Regions from separate parts of the Homo sapiens genome. Here regions 2 and 3 are each linked to region 1. The links are chromatin loops, found by intact Hi-C in ENCODE. Cell type or tissue: endothelial cell of umbilical vein. All regions are shown on one strand.

Evidence for each region. A loop is a pair of places that touch in the nucleus more often than their neighbours do. Peaks named below come from ENCODE experiments on the same cell type or tissue, not always from the same donor. Only the 100,000 strongest peaks of a DNase experiment are listed, where the experiment ranks them.
Region 2: it touches region 1 in a loop (10-fold over the local background); 40 of 110 quality-filtered maps call a loop at or near these places.
Region 3: a loop joins it to region 1, with 4 times the contacts of the local background. A loop is called at or near these places in 23 of 110 quality-filtered maps.

Annotation. Positions count from the first base shown.
Region 1 is chr20:8,128,054-8,136,053 of GRCh38, forward strand. PLCB1 (phospholipase C beta 1) reads left to right here and starts at 4,213. Exons shown (of 32, transcript NM_015192.4): 1 at 4,213-4,697. The coding sequence starts at 4,599. RefSeq lists a silencer at 4,299-4,438. In endothelial cell of umbilical vein, a CTCF peak has its summit at 3,999 (motif pointing right); DNase peaks (open chromatin) are centred at 4,098 and 5,968; H3K4me3 peaks cover 2,058 bases; H3K27ac peaks cover 418 bases.
Region 2 is chr20:8,301,255-8,309,254 of GRCh38, forward strand. The region is part of intron 2 of PLCB1 (phospholipase C beta 1); the gene reads left to right. Among named protein-coding and RNA genes, the nearest start is that of PLCB1-IT1, 57 kb to the left of the region's middle. In endothelial cell of umbilical vein, a CTCF peak has its summit at 4,380 (motif pointing left); no DNase peak of the experiment used is centred here.
Region 3 is chr20:8,531,902-8,539,901 of GRCh38, forward strand. All of the region lies in intron 3 of PLCB1 (phospholipase C beta 1), which reads left to right. Among named protein-coding and RNA genes, the nearest start is that of PLCB1-IT1, 290 kb to the left of the region's middle. In endothelial cell of umbilical vein, a CTCF peak has its summit at 3,673 (motif pointing left); no DNase peak of the experiment used is centred here.

The sequences.
Region 1 (8,000 bases):
AGCTGACAAGAGACTGGAGTACATACCACAATCTAGTTTCTAGGGAAATTAGGACTATTTATATTACACTGTGGTTAAAAGGAGAGAGAAACTACTCATATCTGCCTTATAAGTTGTAGAAGTATCTACCATGGTAGTTAAGAGTCTAGGTTCTAAAGTCAGACTTCCTAGGTCTCCATCTCAATTCCGAATTTTGTAACTGGAGGAGGTTAATCCATCCTCCAAACTTTAGTATATAAATCAGTAAAATAGCATACAATAATATTATCTACCAGATCAGCTGAGAGTAACAATAAAGCTTAAATAATAAAGAGATTTATTATCTCACTCATTAAAAAGTCTAAAGAAAATTTAAAGGGTTTAAAAAGCTCATGAAGGACCAGGTTTCTTTGCATCTTTCTTGTCAGTGTCCTCTTTACATAACAATATGAGACAGAGAAAGAGAATTTCCCTGAAGACATTAGTCAGAACTGAGCCCCTCATATAGCTCTTAAACCAGTTACAGACAAAGGGGAATGGAATTATTGACATTAGTTTAGGCCAATCATAGTTTGTTCCTTGGAAAGAGAGAGGGGCCATGTTTCCTAAGCATGACGACCACCCAAATTAAGTCAGGGTTTGCTTACAAGAAAAAGAGGGTGGAGAGTGGTGTTGAATAGGAAGGGTTATGTTTTTTAGTGTCTGGGAAGTGCTTAGCTTAGTGCTCTGACCCACAGTGAGTGCTCAATAAAGGTTAGCTTTGCCAGCTCCCTGAGGCTGACATTCCCAGAGGGCAATTCTGTGCTCTCACAAAAAACAGACCTTCCTATTGTTTCAAAAAACAGTACACAGCACCGAACTTGACGGATCACAGGCCTGGCTCACACAATTTTGGATTTCTTACAGATCCCTTTGCATAGCAAAAATCTCCACACTTGGACACAGGAAGGGGAACATCACACACCGGGAACTGTTGTGGGGTGGGGGGACGGGGGAGGGATAGCATTAGGAGATATACCTAATGCTAAATGATGAGTTAATGGGTGCAGCACAACAACATGGCACGTGTATACATATGTAACTAACCTGAACGTTGTGCACACGTACCCTAAAACTTAAAGTATAATAATAATAATTTAAAAAAAAGAATGGGAAAAAAACAAAAAAACTCCACACTTTAGAAACATTTCTATCTTGTATACTGAACAAAAGGTGTGGAAAATGAGGGAGTTAAACCATGCTGCTTCAAGCATCATGCTACATGTTGAAGGTATTTATCCTGTAGTTCTCCTTTAACAAACTGCGTCATTTTGCTGGCTGAAGAAACTCTTGCAGCCCATGTTTGTCTTGAAGACAAATCCTGTTCAGATTTCTACAGCGTTCTCTCCTTTTTACGTCCACGTTCACAGCAACAGCTGGGAGGAATCAGGGATGCTAGATGAAATACTCAACTATCCATTGCCAATAATGGTGGTTACCAAATGACTCCCAACTCAGTGCCATTCAACAATGAACGTTTATTGTCATGTTCATGAGTCTGCAGGTTGGCTGAGTCTGGGAGATCTAGGATGGTTTCTACTGGACTTGCTTCCAAGCTGTAAATGGGGCTTAGGTCTGTCCTGATTGTCTCCTTAGATCAGAGGCTCCCTGAGGCATGTTTATCTCATGGAAATGATAAGAAACCCAAGAGGGAAAGCCCAACCTCAAAGCATATTTTGAGCCTTTGCTAATATCACATCTTCAAACATGCCATTGGCCAAAGCAAGTCACATTGTCCAACATCAATGGGATGGATAAATAAACAGGGTGTCTAGTAAAAACTGTAAGGTCACAAAGAAAAATGTGTGGACGCAGAAAGGAGCAGGGAGCAGAGAGCTATGATGCAATAAACTACCACAGGAGGCTCAATCTACTTCTTATTTTGCTTAGAGCTCATTGTAACTCTCCAATCTCCTCTTCTAGTGAGCGCAGCCCTGTCTTGCCTTCCTAAGCCACTGTGACAGGTAAAAACTATTTGGCCAATAATCTTTCCAGTAAATAACAAAGAGATAGAAGGAGAAAAGGAAAAGAAAGGAAAGGAAAGGAGGAAAGGAAAGGAAAGGAAAGGAAAGGAAAACAATTTGGTATGATCAGTTGTAAGGACAATTGAGAAGTTCTGGAGCCCTGGAAGCAGAGTTTCATTGCAGTACTCTGAAGTAGAGAAAATCGACTTGAGACGGTGACTGATACCTTCTGTGAGGTAATTAGCAAGCCAAGGCTGCTGGCTAGAGGGACTGTGGACCATTCAGGTTTTAGTTTAGGGACATGTGATCAAAATGAAACCAGTCAGTTTTTCATGAAATTCTTTGTAGCAATTGGCTTCCAAGCACAAGGCAAGACCCTCAAATGACAGCAAGAGTCATGGGTCTTGTTCACCAGGTTATCCATGGTGATTACAATAGTGGCTAGTATACAGCTGGCTACCAATAAGTATATTTTAAATGCATTGAAATATTTAATAGCAAATTTCTGTATTGGATTTTGGTAATCTTTTGACTGAGTTCATAAGCATTGGGCCTTGGAGTCCTGAGGGCAGAGAACAGGGAGAATGAAGGATTAAGAGAATGTAGTGTTTCTCTCCATTTTTCTCTCTTCGTATTCTTTCTTCTTTTTAAAAATCAACCTTTTTGAGATATAATTTATTTAAAACAAACTGCACTCAATTTAGGCGTACTTACAGAACTTACAAGTTTTGATAAACACACACACGATATAGAACATTTCCGACATGCTCATCAGGTGCTCGTAGCCCTTCCCTGTCCATCTCTACCTATCCCTGGCCACAGGCAAGCTTTCTGTCAACATAGAATATCTTGCCTATTCTGCAATTCCTACACATGGAATCAGGCAGCATACAGTCTATCGTGTCCGGCTTCTTTTACAAAGCTTAAAGTCGCGATTCATCCCTGATCTTGCATGCCCACTCATTTTTATTGTGGAATAGTATTCCAATATTTGGGCATACCACAGTTTGTTTATCCATTCACCTGTTGATTGACATTTGCAGGCTACTAAGAAGAAAGTTCTTCACATCACTTTACAAGTCCCTGCAGACTTGAACGTTTTCATTTCTTTTGGACAAATACTTAGGAGTGGAATTTCTAGGTTGTATGATAAGTAAATATCTTACTTTATAAGAAACTATTCTCCAAAGTGGTTTTACTATTTTATATTCCCTCCAGCAATGAACAAGAGTTCCAAGCTATTTCTCTCTCCGCCCCCCCACCTCCCGCGTGTGTCTCTCTCTCTCTCTCTTTCTCTCTCTCACACTCACTCACTCTCTCTCTCCCTCTCCTCTCTCTCCTTAATAAAAAAAAAAAAAGAGTTCCAGTTGCTCCACATCCTTTCAAGCATTTGGTATTACCAGTCTTTAAAATTTTATCCATTCTGGTCCTCCTCTTTCCCTTCTTCCCTCCCTCCCTCCCTTTCTTTCTTGAATTGAGAAATGTTTGTGGAAGGAGTGAAGACAAACATTCCTGGACCTATGTTCCTAAATGAGCAAGTTTCTATTAATAAGACTCTCCCCCACCCGCCACACATCCTACACACTCAAGGAGAGGAGCGGGAGAGGGCACCCTCTTTCTTCCTCGGAAAATAAAACCTTTGCTTTCTTTAGGATGGGCTTTCTGTCTCGAAAGCACAACGTAACCGTTTGCCCGGGTTTCAAGATCAGCGCGCTGCAAACTCTCAGGCGCGGCCAGGTTTCCTCAAAGAGCCTCTCAACTGCGCTCTTCTCTGCTGATAAATGATAATTCTCTTCAAAAAGCTGGTTTGTGGCTGGCGCTGGAGAGCTCCAGCTAGAGCCAAAAGCCAGGGGTTGCCTCTTTGGTTCCTCCCGATGGGCCCCTTTTCCCAGCCAGTTGGGATCCAAAGACGCTCCGGAGCTCGAGCCCAAATTCCCAAGAAAACCCCAAAGAGCGTAAGGCTCCTGGGGACCCCTAGCACCTCTGCAACCAGGGCACGGGGCATGCTCAGAGCGAATGCGGGAGGCAGGCGTTGGCTGCAATGGGGCTCGGGAGCCAGGAGGTGCCGCTGCGTCCCCGCTTCCTGGCGCCTGACCCAGCGTGCAAAGTTGGGCTGGGAGCCGCGGGGGGAAGGAAGGACCCAGCGAGCGAGGGTGGCGGGGAAGGGGGGCGGGGGGGAGGAGGAGGGAGGAGGGAAAAGAGCGGTTAGGGGGGGCGCCGGGCGTGTGTCACTCGCTCTCTCCCTCTGTGTATAGAGGATGTGCTGAATGGTGCGCTTTGAGGCGGCGGCGGCGGAGGAGCAGAATCCGCCGCGACTGGCAGCCTCGGCTGACCGGCTCGGCTTCTCTTCGCCTTCCGAGGCTCCTCATCCACCGCGGGCTCCAGACCTCGCGTCCCGCCCGGGGCATGGCCGGGCGCTGCGCCCCCGCGCGCTCTGCCTGCTGAGCGGCGCCGGAGGGAGGTGCGGAGGCCGGGAGGCCGGGGAGGCCGGCGGGGAGCAGAGTCGAGCGCCTCCGGAGCAGAGAAAGGAGCCCGCGCCCCGCGCCCCGCGCCCCGCGCACGGTCCCCAGTCCCTGCCGCGCTCGCCCGGGCCGCCCGGAGCCCAGATGAGCCCAGATGGCCGGGGCTCAACCCGGAGTGCACGCCTTGCAACTCAAGCCCGTGTGCGTGTCCGACAGCCTCAAGAAGGGCACCAAATTCGTCAAGTGGGATGATGTAAGTATTGGGGCGGCCCGAGTCGGGGCGCTGGCTCGGGCACCGGGCAGGGCGGGCGTCGTGGGGGTGGGGCAAGGGGCGCGTTATGCAATGGGCGCACTGGGAGCGGGCAGGGGCAGCCTCGGGCGCACAGGTTGGCATCTGCCAAAGCGGATGTCCAAGGGCAGAAGCTTTGCGCGCGCTCCTGTTTCATCGGGCTTCAGTAGTTGCCATCCTTTCTGGGTCTGGCAGGCGCCCCCTGAGGGTCTTACATCTTTTGGGCCAGTGGAGAGGGAGGGGCAAGCTTTGCCTGGTGACAGGTCCTGAGAGTTCGGAAAGTAGGGAGTGTGAAGTTGGGACCAACTGGAAAGCGCCTGGTGTGAACAAATCGCGTCCCTCTCCGCCTGCGGACGCACCCCCTATTACCTCTTTTGCCCGATTTCAAGAAGGAAGGACCTGAAGTTCAAAACACTTTAGTGATTGCGAACCCTCTTGGCGCTTTTGTGGGAGCCAAGGCGGCGGAGGACACAACGGTCCAGCCAACAGGTGGTCGTTGATGCCAAACTTCAGCGCCTGGCTCCGGAGTGAGGGTCCCTGAAAAGGGCTGCGGGGACACATCTGGGGAGGGCGTGAACAGAATGGGGGCCCTTGAGGGGTCCTGGAGGGCTCATGGGCCTGCAGGCAAGTGGGGAGGGCTGACTTTTGAGAACTGAGCTGATTGGAGTCTTCTGCCTGAAATAGACAGGTTGAGAGTTTGCCCCACGATTTACCTGCACCGTTTGCCAGGTAGGGCAGAGCCTAGCCCAGCGCCGGGGTCTCTAATGCTTTACGAGCGGCCCAGACCCCAGGACTTCAAATGACTTCCCCTTCCCCTCTACCCCAGTTGTCTTCAAAACACGTAAATTAGTTATCCAGCTGAAAACATGCGAATCTTCGGATGGAGAACATTATGGTATCAGTTTTATGTCCTGGGTGTCATTCTAAAGGTTCGATAAGAAAAACCTACTGAAATAAACCCGAGTTGCCAGGCTCTAAGCAAATTTAAGTCCAAATGACTAATACATCTCTTAATCAGAAGGAATTATAGGAGAATGAGGCGTTCTTCTTGCCGAAAAGATTTTCCACCTAGTAAATTATAGCCTGTTATCCTCTAGGGTATTTTTCTTTAATCTTCTTAAGCCATTTTCCAGTGTCTGAAAACAATTTAAATATTCCAGGTAGTGAATCCAATTACTTAGCTGAGTGCGTCTGTGTCTATATTTTGTCCAGCTGGAAGCGCAAACGGAACTTGGAGTATGAACCACAGCTTCCTTGAAAGCTCGTGCCAATTATTAAATGCTGTAGGCAAGGATGTAAACATACATCTTTTTACCATGGGCTTCACACTTTTCTTCTTTCTGTTCCAGTCTAATTGTACTGAATGTTTCTGTAAATGGAATAGAATCTAAACAATAAATTCAGACGCAGATTAAATGCTTTGTGTCAGGGAAAAAAAAGACAAAGAAAATGCAGTTCAGCAATAAACAAGACGGTCTTGCCCATTTTGAGATCCTTGAATAGAGAGGTGATGTGATGATGGATTTACTGAGAAAGAGAGTGAAGGGCAGAGGAAAGAGAAAGAGACTTTGCAGAATTTAGAAAAGGGAGTTTCAGCGTAAGCTCTGGATTTGTATACAGTGATGATTCTAAACTGTATTTTAAATAATTCTCTATAATTTCTTGTTTGGGAGAGAATAGCCAACATCACATTGAGAATGAAAGTATTCTATGAAAACACATTTTGGTATATCCAGGTAGATGACTTTCATTATGTGCATTTCTGTAACACATATTTCTTGCTCACCTATTACTGCCAATCCTAGACTGGATTCTGGGGTGGTGAAAAAAGTAGACAAAATCCCTGCTGTTACGGACCTTACATGCTAGGTGGAGGAGACAAAAATCATCAAAAACACCAATGAGAGAGAGATTGGGTGATGCATTGAGGGTAATAGAGAGGACGTTAGTGAAATACCAACCAAAGAAGAAGTTGAAAAGAGCTCCTTCTGAGCATTGCAGCAGTGAGTTTCCAAGGAAGCCCTCCTGAAAGAAAGGACATAGTCACTAAGGAGAAGACCAGAAGAATTTCAGGTCTTTTTTAAAAAAAAAAAAAAAACCTAGACTGCACTCAGGAGTCAAGTTATCTGGAATATAATGAGCTATCTTGCAGGCTCTTTGGTTCTCTGGGTCTTCATGCTGATCAGTGGACTACAAGGGACCCAGCCTTTCTTAAGGTTGCCTTTCTCTTCCCCAGGCATCCCTTTTCTACTCTTCTCAGCTCGTATTTGCCCTTCCAGAATCAAGCCAGTTCAAGTTATCTGGCTATTTATATTGTACCTTAGTGAGACAGTGTGTTGAAGACAAAAAAGAACCAGATCTTGAATCAAAGGCCTGAGTTTACCTCCTAGTTCTTTCACCAGTAAGCTGCATGACTTTAGGCAAATCACTTAGCTTCTCTGTATTTTTGCTGCTTCTTGTGTAAAAGCGTGGTAATGTTACAGGACATTCAAAAATGATGAATTTGGGGCTGTTTAGGATGTGAAGAAATTATCTCTTGTTCCTGAAGTGATTAAAGCAGTATAATCACTGGTCTTGTTGTCTTGACCACCATATGGAATGGAAGATGTCACCCAGAGGTTGCAGTGCCATGCATAATTTGCTGGCCACCTACCAAGTCACAGTGAGGCTGTGGATGCTCTAAGGGTGGTAGTCGAAAGCTTTAACATAGGCACTAAACAATCACAACAGACAGCAGGGGGGTAATAGATCCTGGAGATACCCTGTTGTACCAGGGCCAGGCGTTAATATTTTTGCTGCTTGGTCATGGGGAGGTCTGGGAGTCCCCAGGGTCTGTGGATGGGTGGGTAGGTAGCTGGAGTTTTTTTGACTATTTCAGTATTTTAAAACTCATGGTGTATATTGTCTGAACATCAAGGCTATACCTGTCCTTCTGAACTTGGCATGAAGATAAAGGACTGACCTAATGATATTTAAAAAATTCAACCTCATGTCTTTGCTTTTGTTTTGCATTTGTCTGTTAGCAGGCTCTGGTGGTAGGAGGTGGGTGTAAAGGACTATGGGTATTTGTGGGAGAATTCTGGTGAGGTAGACAGTGGAAGGAGAGTTACTTTCTTGATCTAAGCTAGGGAGCTTGGGAGATTGTGAGAGAAGCTCCTCTCTCTTCTGGATCTTGGCCTTGGTCTATATTGGGCAGGACATGGAGAGAAAGAGCAAGGACTGTAAACTGTACAATAGGACCCCCAGCCACTGATTTGGCCCTGTTTT
Region 2 (8,000 bases), 170 kb after region 1:
TAATACTTTCTTATAGTGCAAAGAAAAGAAGCTGCTTTTAAAGAGCTGAATTTGGCACCTCATAATTTAATAGTCAAATCATTTGCTGTCTATTTTCAAGGGTTTTCAGGGGAATTTAAGAACCAGGAAGGACTGAAAGATCCATAATACTTTCTTTTTCTAGCAAATTATTAATGCAAACAGCATTAGTACAATTGAATACAATTGCAAGGAATCAAGGGGATTATAAATCCAATGAGAGAAAAGGCAGCCAGAATGCTAAGAGAGCCACCACCCACTGCTCCACCATGACCCGCCATTCCACGTCCCATGCTATCCTCCACACACTAGACACATGCAACTCCTGCTGCCACTGGGTTGTGATCCCCATTGTCCTTCTGGTCATGCTGTTTCTACCGTCTGGAATACCCTCCCCCACCTTTCCTGACAGCCCAGGCTCTACTCAACATCTAGGCACTAGGTATAAATTTAAAATGTGCAAATGCTTTGACCCAGTACATTTGCTTTGAAGGATTTATCCTCGGGAAATAATTGGAGTTGTGCCTTGAGTTTGCACGGCAATATGCCAGGACATTTGCAGTATTTACGTCATCTCCAGGAGTTAGGATCTGGTGGTCAAGAATGTGGCTTTGGCATCAGACTGCCTTGATTCAAGTCTTGCCTTCACCATTTGCTGGTTCTGTGACTTTGGACAAATCATTTAATCCTTTTGCCTCAACTGCTTCATACCTAAGATAGAATTGATATCGGCAACTAACTCCTAGGTTTACTGGGAAGAGTAAAAGTGTCAGTAAATGTGAAATACTTTGAACAGTGCATGGTGCTCAGTAAGAACTCAGTACATGTAAGCACCTATGCTTTCAAATGGACTCTCATTCGTTGAGAATTTTTCTTCATTTTCTTGCTGTAGTTGCTATTAGTGGAACGGTTAGAACCTTCTCTTTGTATTCTTTGCAAGCTTTAACCTACTGTTTTAGATATATTTGATCTTCAGTGAACAGTTGTTAGTATGTCAAGAAAAGTAATGAAGGTTCTTAAACTAAACTTAATTTTTTATGGAGGAACACAAGGCAATTTGCTAATTCGGGGATCTACTTCTCTTTCATGATAGCATCTGCAGATGTCATGACAGTTTTTCAAGACCCTGGCAACTTGATAATGTGGCCCAAATAGGGGGCCAATTTCATTCTGCTATGAGTCCAATTTAAACAGGCTCGATTGCGTCAAAATTAGACTTTTAATTATACTTTATCTAATGTCAGGAATCAGTGTTGTGCTTTAGCTATTTAAAACTTTGGCTTTCAATTAGAAATTTGATAGCAATGCATTGAATGCATCTCTTCATCATGTTTTCAGAATTTAAATATCTAACTTTTTTCTTCTTTGATTAAAGAGGATTCCAATCATTGCTGCTTGTATACAATGTAAGTTACATACGCTAATGCCTCTTCAGTTTTTTAATTTTTTTAATTTTATTTTTTAACATACCCCTTCATTTATCTATATACAAATTGTGTCAGAAGACAAAATTATTTCTGTGTTTTTCAAATAAAAAATAGGGTCCCTTTTATTTTTCAAGGAATGATCTTCTTTATTAAATATTATATTATACCACAATATAACATCTAGACATTGGGAGGGATCTTTGAAGATGGTGGAAGACAGTCTTGATATAATAAGATTGAAGATGAAAATAGGCTAATAGAATTGCAACCGATTATACTGGGTGTACCCACTGCTATGCTGTGAGGTAGGGATCAATGACAAAGCTTTGTGTACTTCCAGAGATTGGAAATATCTATACAAAGAGAGGTAAGGAGTAGCCTTTCCTTGTAAAAGTAGAATTGATTCCATATTATATATCCTCTGTATGTCCCCGAAATAGAAGGTCTGCTCCCATGAGCAGCTTCTCAGAACATAAGAAGAGCATCTGGGCTGAAAAAATGTTTCTTGTTTCCTCCTTGTTACCTATTCTTTGTATAGATCCGGGGTTTCAACGTAAAGGTCATGATTTTATCTCCTCAGTCATTTGTTGCTGGGCACAATTTGCCTTTATGGCAAGTGTTGTTGCTAGTTCTTAAAACTACCAGAAGAGATACTTACCCTCCTGAGCAGACAGAAGCTCAGGAGTGCCACAAAGATGAATATAGATTTTAAAAGAAATTTAGGTAAGAAACTAGGGAAGTGATAAATCATGGCCCCCTGTTAAACAGAAAACTCATTAACTGGAATACTGCGTTCTAGTTAAGTGACATTTTACTATCCTTTTTTGTACATAGAGCATTACTTCTTTAATAAAAGGATTACAGAAGCACAATATAAAGAGGGTAATTTAAAAATCTCTAAACAGTGAAAATACTACTTTTTACGCTTTGAAATGGCTTTTTATGTCCAGTCCGAGTGACACTTTTCTTCCTTAGTAAAATCAGCAGGCACTTCCAGGTGGCTGAAATCCACCCTGTGCATTGTTGCTGAGAACATTTATAGCACATTGTTCAGATTAGAATAGCTGAGAACGACAGGGGGCTCTTCAAATGTGCCTCATCGAGTCCCAAATTGGAGATGTGTTTTTGTCATTTCAAAGTTTTGGCAGTAGGGTCTAGGATTCAAAGCAAACACCAGCTCCTGCAGAACACAAGCCTTAATTAATTTCCAGCAGGAAATGAGTGATTGCCAATAAGCCATGAATTAAAATGGAATGGTTCACCAAAAACCAGGTCCTCATCTCAAATGAATAGCATTTCTTGCTGTTTTCTTGAAAGATCATCTCAGACTAAGAAGTGAGCAAGCTCCTATGACAGCTCTCTGTCTGTAAGGGGGTAGTTGGTATGGACAAACACCAAACAGTAAGTCCTGGCCCAGTAAAAAATGGGGACCAAATCTGATGGACTCAAGGGCATTTTGTCAGTATCTCTATCATGTAGCCTGCAATTTTTATGGAGAATCTGTCTATTTTTCTGGCTTCATTATTTATCATGTTGTCATTAAGATTCAGTCTTGAGAAGGTCCTTAAAGGTCAGCTGTTTTCATCATTCAGTCAGTGCTTACAGTACACTGGGGCTACTTCTGCCAAAGGGGTGTCCAGTTGCTGCTTGAACTCCTCTTGTGGCCAGAAACTACCCCCTTCTAAGAGAAGCCTGTTTCATCTCTGAGCAGCTCAGCCAGTTTTCATTTTTTCTTAAAATTGAGCAAAAACGAATCCCCTGTTGCTTAAATCCATTGAGCCTGGTTTATCCCTGAGGGCCAAACACAATGAATCAAAAACCTTCTTCTGCTTGATAGCTCTTTAATAAAAGGGGAAGGCAGGTCTCACACTCCCCCTGAGGGGCCTCTTCTGTGGACAAACATCTCTGAGCTTTTCCTATCTTCTTTGAGAGTGCTTTGTGTGTGTGTGTGTGGGTGTGTCCACTTGCTCTTATGTAAATTCTAATTACTATTGTAATAATAAATAGCCAATACATACAGAATGCTTCCAGTGGGCCAGGCAGTGTTCTAAGTGCTCCCATAATCCTCACAACAACTGTATGAACTGGTTACTAGGATTATCCCATTTTACAGAGAAAAAATGAGGCACAGAGAGATTAAGAAACTTGCTCACCAGGATCTGAATCCACTATTCCACACTCTTAACCCCAGCACTATAAAGTTTCTCATGTCCTCATTTGTCTATTTCAGCCATACCTGTCCTGGAGACAAGAGCCATTGCTAGTTTTCTATGGGGAACTGACATTGCTATCATCTACTCCACACTGGCTATATGCTAGGAACTATAGATTAGTTGGTCTGATTAATCCTTTGAACAGTCAGCAATCATTGTTTTTGAGGATGTGTTGTTGTTATTGTTGTTTGGTCCAGCACTTCCCCATACTATCCCCATTAATCATTAATTATGTTGTTAATTAAGAACACCTGTACTTAACTCGTGGCCATTTATTCCTTTTCTAGAACTATTTATTGTCTATATTTTAGAGAACCTTAAATATGAAAATGGTTAATCCAGAATTTTTTGCTTGGGCCAAGCAAGCAAAATGCATTGCTGCTTTATGAAGAAGACCTTCTTTTGGTAAGAAGACAGTTTTTCATATTTTCATAGCCAGCAATTAAAACCACATGAGACAGGAAAACCTTCAAATTCTTTCTGAGCAAAATACTCTTCCTAGTGAGAAATGTGCTCAAAGTGGTTAAAGATAATGGGAAGCAGCAGAATTAGGATTTGAACTCGTGTGCTTCTGGGCCAAAACCATGGAGTTCCCATTTTGCAAACACACCTTGGGGTCTGTAACCAGGTGCGGCTCCCTGCAGGTGCCAACCACCTGTGGTAAAGGCATGATGAGTCCACTTCCTGTAAGGCTCAGCCCTGCTAGTCGCGACTAGCGCCCTCTAGTGGTCCAAGAGAAAGGGTAAGGTGAGTTCCGGTTTATGATTTGACTTGAGGCATTCGGAGGCTAAACATCCACAAGGTTAGTTCCCTGAACCCCTATAAACCTTGCTATTTATATCTCTTCCTCAACTCTGAGGCCCTCACCCTACATCGGCTGCAGTACAGATTCAGCCTTTAGCGACGGAATTATGTACTGAAACACTCATTTCTGTGCCGCTGCAGTGGTTAGCTTTGATTTTTATAGAGATGCACATGAGAAAACAGTCTGAGCCTGGAGAGTGACTTGTGGGCTGCTAAGGTAAATTGAACCCATGTGTGTGGTATCCTCATGATTGGGAGCAGCAGCAGATGGTGGGCTAGGATGCCTCCAGAAATGGGCTTCGGAAGCATAAAATAAGGACTTGTTCTCTTACATCTGCCTCTGTTGGGGTGTTTAAAGAATTGTTGGGATTAATGCATTTTTCATTTGAAGTTTAAACACTCTCAGAGGATGTTTAGCCGATGGACTATTCTCATTATAGAATGAATTGCTTCACTGGGTTGCACTTTGCAAAGATTGGCTGCAGGGAGTAAGTGATTTGTTGGAAAAGAAGGAGCAAAAAAGGGTGGAAAGAGCAAAGACTCAGTGTCTCAGACAAGTCTTCAACTTTTCCTCTCCATCCAAAATGAATTCATTATGACTGAGAGGTTCCAGTTGGACTCCTGGAGACATTTAGAAGTGCCCCAGAAATGCCACCTGCAGGTCAGTGGTCATGTCAAACTAGAATCTTCTGCACAAGTCAAATATAAGAAGGAAACTTGTTTCATTTGAGTCAGATTTACTTAAGTTTTGGATTGACTCCTAGATCGGCTTCTCACTTTGGGCAAGCTCCTTAATGTCTGCAATCCTTGTTATTTTCATCTGTAAAGTGGAGCTTGTGATGCTTACTTTGTGAGATGTCTTTGGAATCAAGCGAAGTAATGTCTGTAATGCGAATAGCCTAGTGCAGGCATACAACAGATGCCCCATCTAATGGGATTATATTAAAATTATTGTTGTTTTAATATTGGTTATGAAAATATTGCAAAGTGAATGAAGAACTCTCCTTTTACCCAATTTTTTTGTTCAATTTTGTACGTGAACAGTTTAAGGAATCTTTTAACGGAATTTTTAAAAACACTTGGAGGCGGTGACTCTTTAAAAGCTAAACCATGAAATGTTACCATCAGAAAAGAGCTGCTGCTGCCATTTACAAGCATTAACCAAATCCTCAAGAATTAAGCTAGAACTGAGCACATTCTTAACAAGGTGGTTTCGAGTTTTCAGATACATCTTTATTTCTTCAGCTCATTTGCAAATACTTATCTCTGATTTAAATCATTCAAATGACTTCAGGAACACAATGGAAGCAGAGCAGAACTAAGTGTTTCCAACTGTCAGGTCTGGTGAGGGATGATGTAAAACGGGACATTTAGCTGGCATCCTGCATAGTCTTTAAATAGAATTAACAAAAGCTTCCACGTTTCAATGGCTAAAGGTAGTGTTTATTGTAAAGGCAGCATGCCTGGAGACCTAAGAGTGGGAGTAGGGGGGTGGGCATGGGCACGTGTGGGTGCAGGCAGGGCATTCTGAGGGGTCAGTTGAAAGGCTCTGTCTCTGGATTCAGCTTTAACTGGTTCTAAAATAATGAAGCAGAAATGACTTTCCTTCTCTCTCTGGTGTCAGCTTCAAATGAATTATGGATACTGAACCTACAGAGGTAATGCTGATTAAATAATTGAACAATCCATTGATTAACTACAGATTGTCAATTGGAATAATCTGTCGACGACCTGACTGCCCACCTTTAGCATTTAGACAGTATTTTAATGTTAATGAGGTTTTGAACTTTTTGTGCTTTTGGTTTGGTGGGGGTTTTTTTTGTTAGTTTTTGAGGGTTTTTGGTGGGTTTTTTATTTTTGGTTCAGCACTTCCCCACCTAATCCCAATTAATCATTAATTATGTTGTTAGTTAAGAACACTGGGCTGGGCACGGTGGCTCACACCTGTAATCCCAGCACTTTGGGAGGCCGAGGTGGGTGGATCACCTGAGGTCAGGTGTTCGAGACCAGCCTGGTCCAACATGGTAAAACCCTGTCTCTACTAAAAATACAAAAATTAGCCGGGCATAGTGGCACGCGCCTGTAATCCCAGCTACTCGGGAGGCTGAAGCAGGAGAATTGCTTGAACCTGGGAGGCAGATGTTGACAGTGAGCTAAGATAGTGTCACTGCACTCCAGCCTGGGCAACAGAGCAAGACTCCATCTCAAAACAAACAAACAAACAAACAAAACAAAAACACCTATACTTGACTTGTGGCTGTTTATTCCTTTTCTAGAGCTATTTGTTGTCTGCATTATAGAGAACTTTAAATATCAAAGTAGTTATTCCTGAACTTTTTACTTGAGTCAAATAAACAAAATGCATTGCTGCTTTGTGCTTTATGCAGAAGACCTTCTCCTGGTAAGGAGACAGTTTTTCATATTATAGCCAGCAATTAAAACCACATGAGATAGGAAGACCTTATTCTAATTCTTTCTGAGCAAAATACTTGCCCTTAATTTATTATTTAATAAACACATATATAGCACTTACCATCTGCCAAATTATTTATATTCTTTTAAATATTAACCAATTTAATCTTCATAGGGACTTTCTGAGTAAAGAACTATGAATGTTCAGCCGGGCGCAGTGGCTCATGCCTGTAATCCCAGCACTTCGGGAGGCCAAGGTGAGCGGATCACCTGAGGTCAGGAGTTCGAGACCAGCCTGGCCAACATGGTGAAACCCTCTCTCTAATAAAAACACAAAAATTAGCTGGGCACGGTGGCAGGTGCCTGTAATCCCAGCTACTCGGGAGGCTGAGGTAGGAGAATCACTTGAGCCTGGGAGGCAAAGGTTGCAGTGAGCCGAGACCGTGCCACTGCGCTGCAGTCTGGGCAACAGAGCGAGATTCCGTATATCAAAAAAAAAAAAAAAAAAAAAAAGGACAACTATGAATGTTCCTGTTTTACAGATGAGAAAACTGAAATACATGGAGGCTACATAACTTGTCAGAGATCACTAGTAAGTGGAAGAGGTGGGATTTGGACCCAGGTAGCGTCCATAGCTTAATCAGTGCTCTCTCAGTACTTTTTGGTCATAACTCTTAAATAAGTGTAATAATAATAAAAAATAATAATAATGTCTGCCATTCATAGCATTGTACTTCTTCTGCCTTTGTAGTGTAGTTCATTTTGAATCCCAGATAGGGACTCATAGATTTTTTTCTTTTTAATATTTAAAAAATCTCAGATTTGTTGACTTAAAATCCATATAGTTTTTTTTTTAAATGTGGACCTAGAACTGAGTATTATTGGGGGAAAAAAAACATTGTAAATTAGTAAGTAGTGTGGTTCATGGGATCATCAACTGTTAGCGCTGGGAGGAATAGTATTTTTCTGACCCATTTTATTTTGGGAATGAAGAATCTGAGGTGGGAGAATCTCTGGTTTTATACAACAGTAGGTTGCCCATGGCTTTCTTTCTGAGGAGACTGGGGGAGACACTTGGATAAGAGAAGGACTTCTGTGAACAAGGGGGTATGCTTTTCTAAAAATG
Region 3 (8,000 bases), 400 kb after region 1:
TGGTTTAATTTCTTTTGATTACATAAAAAACTAGAAATGGAAATTTATGTATATAGCAATGTAAAAATGATAGTGAGTTTAATGCTAAAATCTGATCTACTGGGCTCTGTTTAACCTAATACCCAAAGCTTAAGTAATGGTTAAGTTGGGGTTTAGAGGGGCCTATTACCTTCTTCAGGGCATTGGTATTTTGTTTCCTACCTTAATCTAAAATTAGTGTCTTATTTGCCAGTCTAATATATTTTACAATCAATCTACATTGCCTACCTTTTGGAGTATTTCTATTTAAATAAAACAAAATGAGCGTTTAAACTGGGAACGTATTAGATTCTTCTGAGCTATTGAGCAGTATCAGATCCTTCAGCAAGAAAGCTGTTTTATCATTTACTAAGTACCTAGGCACAGCATCACCTTGCCCGTTAAAAGCCCTGTCAGGTACACATTTTGGTTGCTAGGCAGCTGCTGGGGAAGCAATCTCTTCCACACATATGGTTTATGCCACCTGGCCTGCATTTCACACCAACCTCCCCAAACTTCCCAGGGAGTTGCAAGAGAGGTCCTCATGTTCCTGTCTTCACTTTCCATTTCCCTGTCATAAGCACTCCATTTGTTGTCAGCTTTCATTAAGGACATTTCCAGGAGCTAAATATGGTAGATTTCTATTAACTGATTCTAAAGATTCACATTAAACAGAAATAGAGCAAAACCATAAAGCCATCTGTGGAATTTGAGAGTATGGAGGGGAATATATTAAGATTAAAAGATAATCCCGGTTACACTTCCATTTTCATGACATTTGATAAAAACACTTTGGAGGAAGGAGAAGAAATGGGCCAGTGAGAGGGAGGAAGAAGAAAGAGACCTGGAAAGGAAAAAAGGCAGGAAGGCAGATGGAAGGAGAGGTACAGAAGGATGAATGGAAGGAGGAAATGCAATTTTTTTTCTTCCTTTTTATTTTATTTTATTTTATTATTATGATACTTTAAGTTGTAGGGTACATGTGCACAATGTACAGGTTAGTTACATATGTATACATGTGCCATGCTGGTGTGCTGCACCCATTAACTCATCATTTAGCATTAGGTATATCTCCTAATGCTATCCCTCCCCCCTCCCCCTACCCCACAATAGTCCCCAGAGTGTGATGTTCCCCTTCCTGTGTCCATGTGTTCTCATTGTTCAATTCCCACCTATGAGTGAGAACATGCGGTGTTTGGTTTTTTGTCCTTGCGACAGTTTACTGAGAATGATGATTTCCAATTTCATCCATGTCCCCAAAAAGGACATGAACTCATCATTTTTTATGGCTGCATAGCATTCCATGGTGTATATGTGCCACATTTTCTTAATCCAGTCTATCATTGTTGGACATTTGGGTTGGTTCCAAGTCTTTGCTATTGTGAATAATGCCGCAATAAACATACGTGTGCATGTGTCTTTATAGCAGCATGATTTATATTCCTTTGGGTATATACCCAGTAATGGGATGGCTGGGTCAAATGGTATTTCTAGTTCTAGATCCCTGAGAAATCGCCACACTGACTTCCACAATGGTTGAACTAGTTTACAGTCCCACCAACAGTGTAAAAATGTTCCTATTTCTCCACATCCTCTCCAGCACCTGTTGTTTCCTGACTGTTTAATGATTGCCATTCTAACTGGTGTGAGATGGTATCTCATTGTGGTTTTGATTTACATTTCTCTGATGGCCAGTGATGGTGAGCATTTTTTCATGTGTTTTTTGGCTGCATAAATGTCTTCTTTTGAGAAGTGTCTGTTCGTGTCCTTCACCCACTTTTTGATGGGGTTGTTTGTTTTTTTCTTGTAAATTTGTTTGAGTTCATTGTAGATTCTGGATATTAGCCCTTTGTCAGATGAGTAGGTTGCGGAAATTTTCTCCCATTTTGTAGGTTGCCTGTTCACTCTGATGGTAGTTTCTTTTGCTGTGCAGAAGCTCTTTAGTTTAATTAGATCCGATTTGTCAATTTTGTCTTTTGTTGACATTGCTTTTGGTGTTTTAGACATGAAGTCCTTGCCCATGCCTATGTCCTGAATGGTAATGCCTAGGTTTTCTTCTCGGGTTTTTATGGTTTTACGTCTAACGTTTAGGTCTTTAATCCATCTTGAATTAATTTTTGTATAAGGTGTAAGGAAGGCATCATCTTTGAGATGAATGTGAATGATCGTGGAATATTCCTTCTGTGACAGACTTTATTTTTGAGACAGGATCTCACTCTGTCATCCATGCTGCTGTGCAGTGGTGCAATCACAGCTCAGTGCAGCCTTGAACTCCTGGGCTCAAGGAACACTCCTAGCCTCCCCAGCAGCTGGGACTACAGGTACAGGCGCTGCCATGCCCGGTTATTCTGGCTTCAAGCAATTCTCCCACCTCAGCCTCCCAAAGTGCTGGACTTACAGGCAGGAGCCACTGCGCCCCCGGCCCTTGTGACAGACTTTTAATGAAACCATTATATTTACTTCTTTGACAGCCTGTTACTATGTCAATTCCTCCAGCCACTACAAAACCTGTCCTCATGGTTTAGAGCATTGGCAGTCACTCCCTAAAATTGGAGTGGAGTGAGGAAGGCAGTTCTGTAGGAGGGGCTTATGGACTCCTTAAGGGCATAGGCTGTTGGAGTCCCTGCTGAGAGATCTCTGCCCTACCTTGTGGAACTGGAGTGAAACAACGGGGGCGTTGCTTCCAGCCATCTGGGAGAGAGGATCCAGAGCTTCCCCTCAGAGAGCTGGGATGTTGTCAGCAGGCATCAGACAGAGCAAAAAGCCATTTTTCTTTATTCTATTCCTGATACAAAGCAACTGAGATATGCGTTTCTCTTTGGAATTGAGGAAGGGAGAATAATGGAGCTTTTGCGGTGATGGACAGGGAAAAAGTGGGGGAGCAGTTAATTATCCATCTTGACAGGTGTAGACACAGGCTGGGAAGCTGGGTGTGTCTTAATCCCTGCTCCTGAACCACCGTGGGGAGCAGGAAGCCTACAGTTTCCTTATATCAGCAAATGCATCATGTTGAAACAATTTTACTGCTTGCTTTCTGAATTTAAATATAGATTTTCCCTGAGAAGGGCTCAAGCATGCAGATGGTAAGAAAAACAACAGTCTAGAAAGATATCTTCAAGTTCCTTCTCCTGGTTGGTGGAAATAGAGCAATTCTTTTCCAAAATATAATTTTTAGAGTTTTAAAGTAAAAAAAAAAAAAAAAAAAAGGATAGAGTCAATTTGGAATTTCTTAGCTGACCATTCTATTAGAGCATAGGTTTTTCAGAAAATAGAGTTTATGGGCAAAAAAAAAAAAAAAAAAAAAAAAGGAAAGAAAACTGTTTTAAGTATGATATCTTCAGTGTAATATATAGTTAACATATACTATTTTGTTGTAATTAGAATATGCAATTATTATATATTAAACATATCTACATCTGTAGTAAAATGTGTTGTCCTACATTTCAGAAAACTATAAGGCTTTTGGGAAAGAAAATTTAGGAGTATACATTAAAAGCCATGTCAATGCCATTCCCTTTAACATAGTAGTTCCATTTCTAAGGGAAAGAAGTTAAAAAATTGAATAAACTCACATGCATGAAAATGTTTCAATTATAATCATGAAAAAGGAAATAATATAAGTAACCAGGATAGAGGATTGATTAGGGTAGTTGCTCTCAATTTTGCCCCCCAGTGGACATTTGGCAAAGGACAGCGCCCCTACAACAGAGTTATCCAGCCCAAAATGTGAGTAGCTCCAAGGTTCATAAACTGTACATTAGTGTAATTAGAGTGTACTGACTCAACAGAAGAATGTGCAGTCTTTAAAGCTCATATTATAAAGGCTAAGCTTCAACATGAAAAATTATTTTGATATAATAAAAGAGAAAATAACAGGATGCTATTTCATATATACATTATTATGGTCAAAGGTAGTTTTACCATGATGCTGGTGAAACTTTAGTTGCAGGATCTCTCACTTACGGAAGCCCTTCAAAGGCCCTTACGGAGGCTGTAACTGTGTTTCATATGGTTATAGGCTTTTGTATAAATTTTTAAACTAAGATTATTTTAATTTTATTTTAATATAATATTTTTCTTTTTCCCTCCTGAAGTTATACAAGTTTCAGGCACCACTAAACTTGATTTCCCTTTGACTATCATTTTAAGGAAATGAAACTTAATGCACATGATGGAGGAAAAAGAATGTGATGAGAAATTACCAAATAGCTAACTGAAGTCATGTAAGGATGAGGGGATAATGGAGAAACATTTTTCTCTTCTCTAGTTTCCAGGTGTTTTCCAGAGCTATTATATTAGTTTATAATGAAAGAAATGATTCTTAAGAGAAAGAAAGTTCATGGATATACAAGAAGAAAAAAAAATTTGGAAAAAAACCACCATGTTAGGCGCCGGATGAGTTTGTTGTGGTTTGAGTTTTGATCTTCTCATGCTGATCTTTCCGGCTTTGTAGTTCTCTCTCCTCTCGTACTTCTCCATCATTCATGCTTGTGTCCAACCACAGTATTTTACTAAGAGAGCATGTGTTCTAGTGCCCTATTGCTGCAGAGCAAACCACCCAAAAAACCTACATAGGCTCTGCTGGGTGGTTCTCACTGGGGGCCTCTCAAACAGTTGCAGCAAGATGGTGGTTGAAGCTGAAGTCATCTGAAGGCTCACTGGGCTAGACATCCCAGGTGATCATCACTCACCGGCCCCATATCTCCGTGCTCCTATCTGTAGCATCTCCTGACAGCAGAGTAGCCAGGTCTTCCTACATGGCCACTTGGTACTACAAAAGGCAAGAAGAAAGTGCCAGTCCTCTTAACAACTAGATCGAGAACTGAGAGAGAATCCATTTTACCATATTCAGTGGTTCAACACAATCCCAAGCCAGCACAGATTAAAGGGGATGCAAGGGTAGACTCCTTTGCTGCATGGGGGAATATCATACAGTGCGGCAAAGGAAGGGCTTGATGGAAGCCTTTGAACACAAGCTACCACAGCAAAGAACATTTGATTTCCAAGATTCCCATAAGGTAGGGAGGGATATGCAATATAGAGCAAGCATCTTCCCTAGAAATATGCATGTGATAAAAATATCTACCTACAGAGATATTGTTAGCAGTGGAAGTTATTCAAGTTAGTAATGGCAAATTCATACGGGTCTGCAGCAACCTCAATTCTTGCTTCCTCAGAAGAAAGAATTTGACTGAGGGGCATAAGGCAGAAGACGAGATAGAGGCAAGTTTTAGAGTAGGAGTGAAAGTTTATTAAAAAGCTTTAGAGCAGAAATGAAAAGAAAGTAAAGTACACTTGGAAGAGGGTCATGTGGACATCTTGGAGGTCAAGTGCACTGTTTGATCCCGGACTTACAGTTTTTACATGCTGTCCTACTTCCTGCATCTTTTGTCCCTTTTCCGGTGGAATGCCCTCCGAAGGTCATATACCAGTTAAACTTTGCCATTTTGCCTCTTAATGTACATGTGTGAGCTCACTCGCCCAACTCCTGAGATCTCATGAGGAAGCTGCGCATCACCAGTTTCAGGTATTTCCTATCTATATAGGGAGACTGCCTTTCCCTGGTGCTGGCTGTGACCAATTATTATTTTAGAGAGACAGTTAACAGCCACCTGCCCAGGGTCACCTGACTTTCTTGGTGGGGTGTGCGGGGAGCCCTTTCCTGCCCCGCTCATGCCTGACTAGCTACCTACTGTAACACCATGTGTAACACCATGAACACAAAATGAATATTTCTGACAATCAGCTATAGAGTGTAAAAGCTTTTAAGTAGCACTTTGCCAGTTAGAATGCTCTAAAATGGAGCCTCCTAAAATTCTCCAATATAATAATTTTCTACGGAAATCTATCAGAATAGAGCAGTGACACCCAGAGGAAATTTGGAAATGTTTAGTAGTATAGTGTTTTATGCATTTTAAAATAAACAATAACTAATATTTTAATTGGAATTTTTTGAGAAAAGATACAAGCTACTTTCAACTGAAGAAAAGTGTCCCGAGCTAAAAAGACTACCTTTGCATCATCATAGACTGCTTGATAGAACAACTAAGGAAGTAAATGAAACGGAACTCACTAGAGGCCACCTGAATCATCAACAAATTAGTCAATCAGAAATGTTGACTAGAGTCCCTCTTTGATGAATAACAAAATTCTTATTCTGTTTCCAAATGTAAGAATAAATGACCAGGGCTGTTATTTGCTCTAGGGGATTAATATTCTGTACATTCAGTTAATCTTGCTTGTGATTAATCAGCAAATAGTCAAGACAATTGAAATATTCACATATCTTATGAAATAAAGAGATATTTGCAAATATCAACAAAAAAGGACATTATGTAAAAAATTCACTTATTAGAAGCATGTCAGTAGGCCACAAATTAACTAACCCTAAGCATTATTTTGCTTTCTTTGTAGCACATTCCCCTTATATGGTACTCTTTTCTGGGAAACATGGTCTTGCTCTGTTGCCCAGGCTGGAGTGCAGTGTTGCAACCATGGCTCACTGCAGGCTCAAGCTCCTGGGCTCAAATGATCCTCCCACCTCAAAAGCTTTTCTAGTAGCTAGGACCACAGGTTATGCCACACCTGGCTAATTTTTAAAAAATGTTTTGTAGAAATGGAGTCTCCCTATGTTGCCCACCCTTGTCTTGAGCTCCTGGGCTTAAGTGATCCTCCTGCCTTGGGCTACTAAAGTGTTGGGATTACAGGTATGAGCCACTGTGCCCAGCTGATAAGGTACTCTTTTATGTCAGACATATTAAACAACCCTATTTATTGATATCAAAGTACAATGCACCAATTCTGTGACCAGAAAATGAGACAATAAATAAAAACTATCTTAAACTTTCTATTCCCCATTTTATTTTTACAGCTAACTTTTTTTTTTTTTTTTGAGATGGAGTCCCACTGTGTCACCCAGGCTGGAGTGCAATGGTGCCATCTCTGCTCACTGCAACCTCTGCCTCCCGGGTTCAAGTGGTTCTCCTGCCTCAGCCTTCTGAGTAGCTGGGATTACAGGCGCCTGCCACCACGCCAGCTAATTTTTGTATTTTCAGTAGAGACAGGGTTTCACTGTCTCAGGCTGGTCCTGAACTCCTGACCTCAGGATCCACCCGCCTCAGACTCTCAAAGTGCTGGGGTTACAGGCATGAGCCACTGTGCCTGGCCTACAGCTAACTCCTTAACTACCCCTCTCCTTAAAAAAGTAATCAAATATTTTCATCGTGCCCTTAATTCTCATTTTCAGTTTGTCATAGCTGTAGAATAAATGGAACTTAGGATTAATACAGAACAATTTCTTCAGTTACTTACTCTATATGACAAATGGAACCAGTTATATGAATGCTAAGACCTAGTATCTTGAAGACTCTCAAGTAAAAAAATGCTCTGGGGAAAATAATTTAAAACCATTTGTCTCTGGTTTTGACACACTTCAAACAAACTTGTACAATATATTTTCCCAACCTGAACATATTCATTCATTCAAGGACAGATCAGTCACCCAATGGACATATATTTAGCAATGATTCTATGTGTAATCATGATTCTGGGAACATAGAATTAAAGATGATTAACAAGTTAAAACGTCTCCCTTTGAGGTCGGGAAATATTCACCTGACTTTACTGTTATACTGTTTTATCCCCCAGTGCCTAATATTATGCTTGGAACAGGGTAGATACTTGCCTCTTTTCTTTATTTTCTTTCTTTCTTTCTTTCTTTCTTTCTTTCTTTCTTTCTTTCTTTCTTTCTTTCTTTCTTTCTTTCTTTTTCTTTTTCCTTCCTTCCTTCCTTTCTTTTCCTTTCCCTTCCTTTCTTCTTTCTCTTTTTTCTGTCCTCTTTCCTTCCTTCTTTCCTTCCTTCCTTCCTTCCTTTCTCTCTTCCATTTGTTGTTCTTTGTTTTTTTGTTATTTAAATAAGTAACATTAATAAAACACACTGGTGGAAATAAACAGAAGTGAGAACATAAACAGCTTAGGTGACT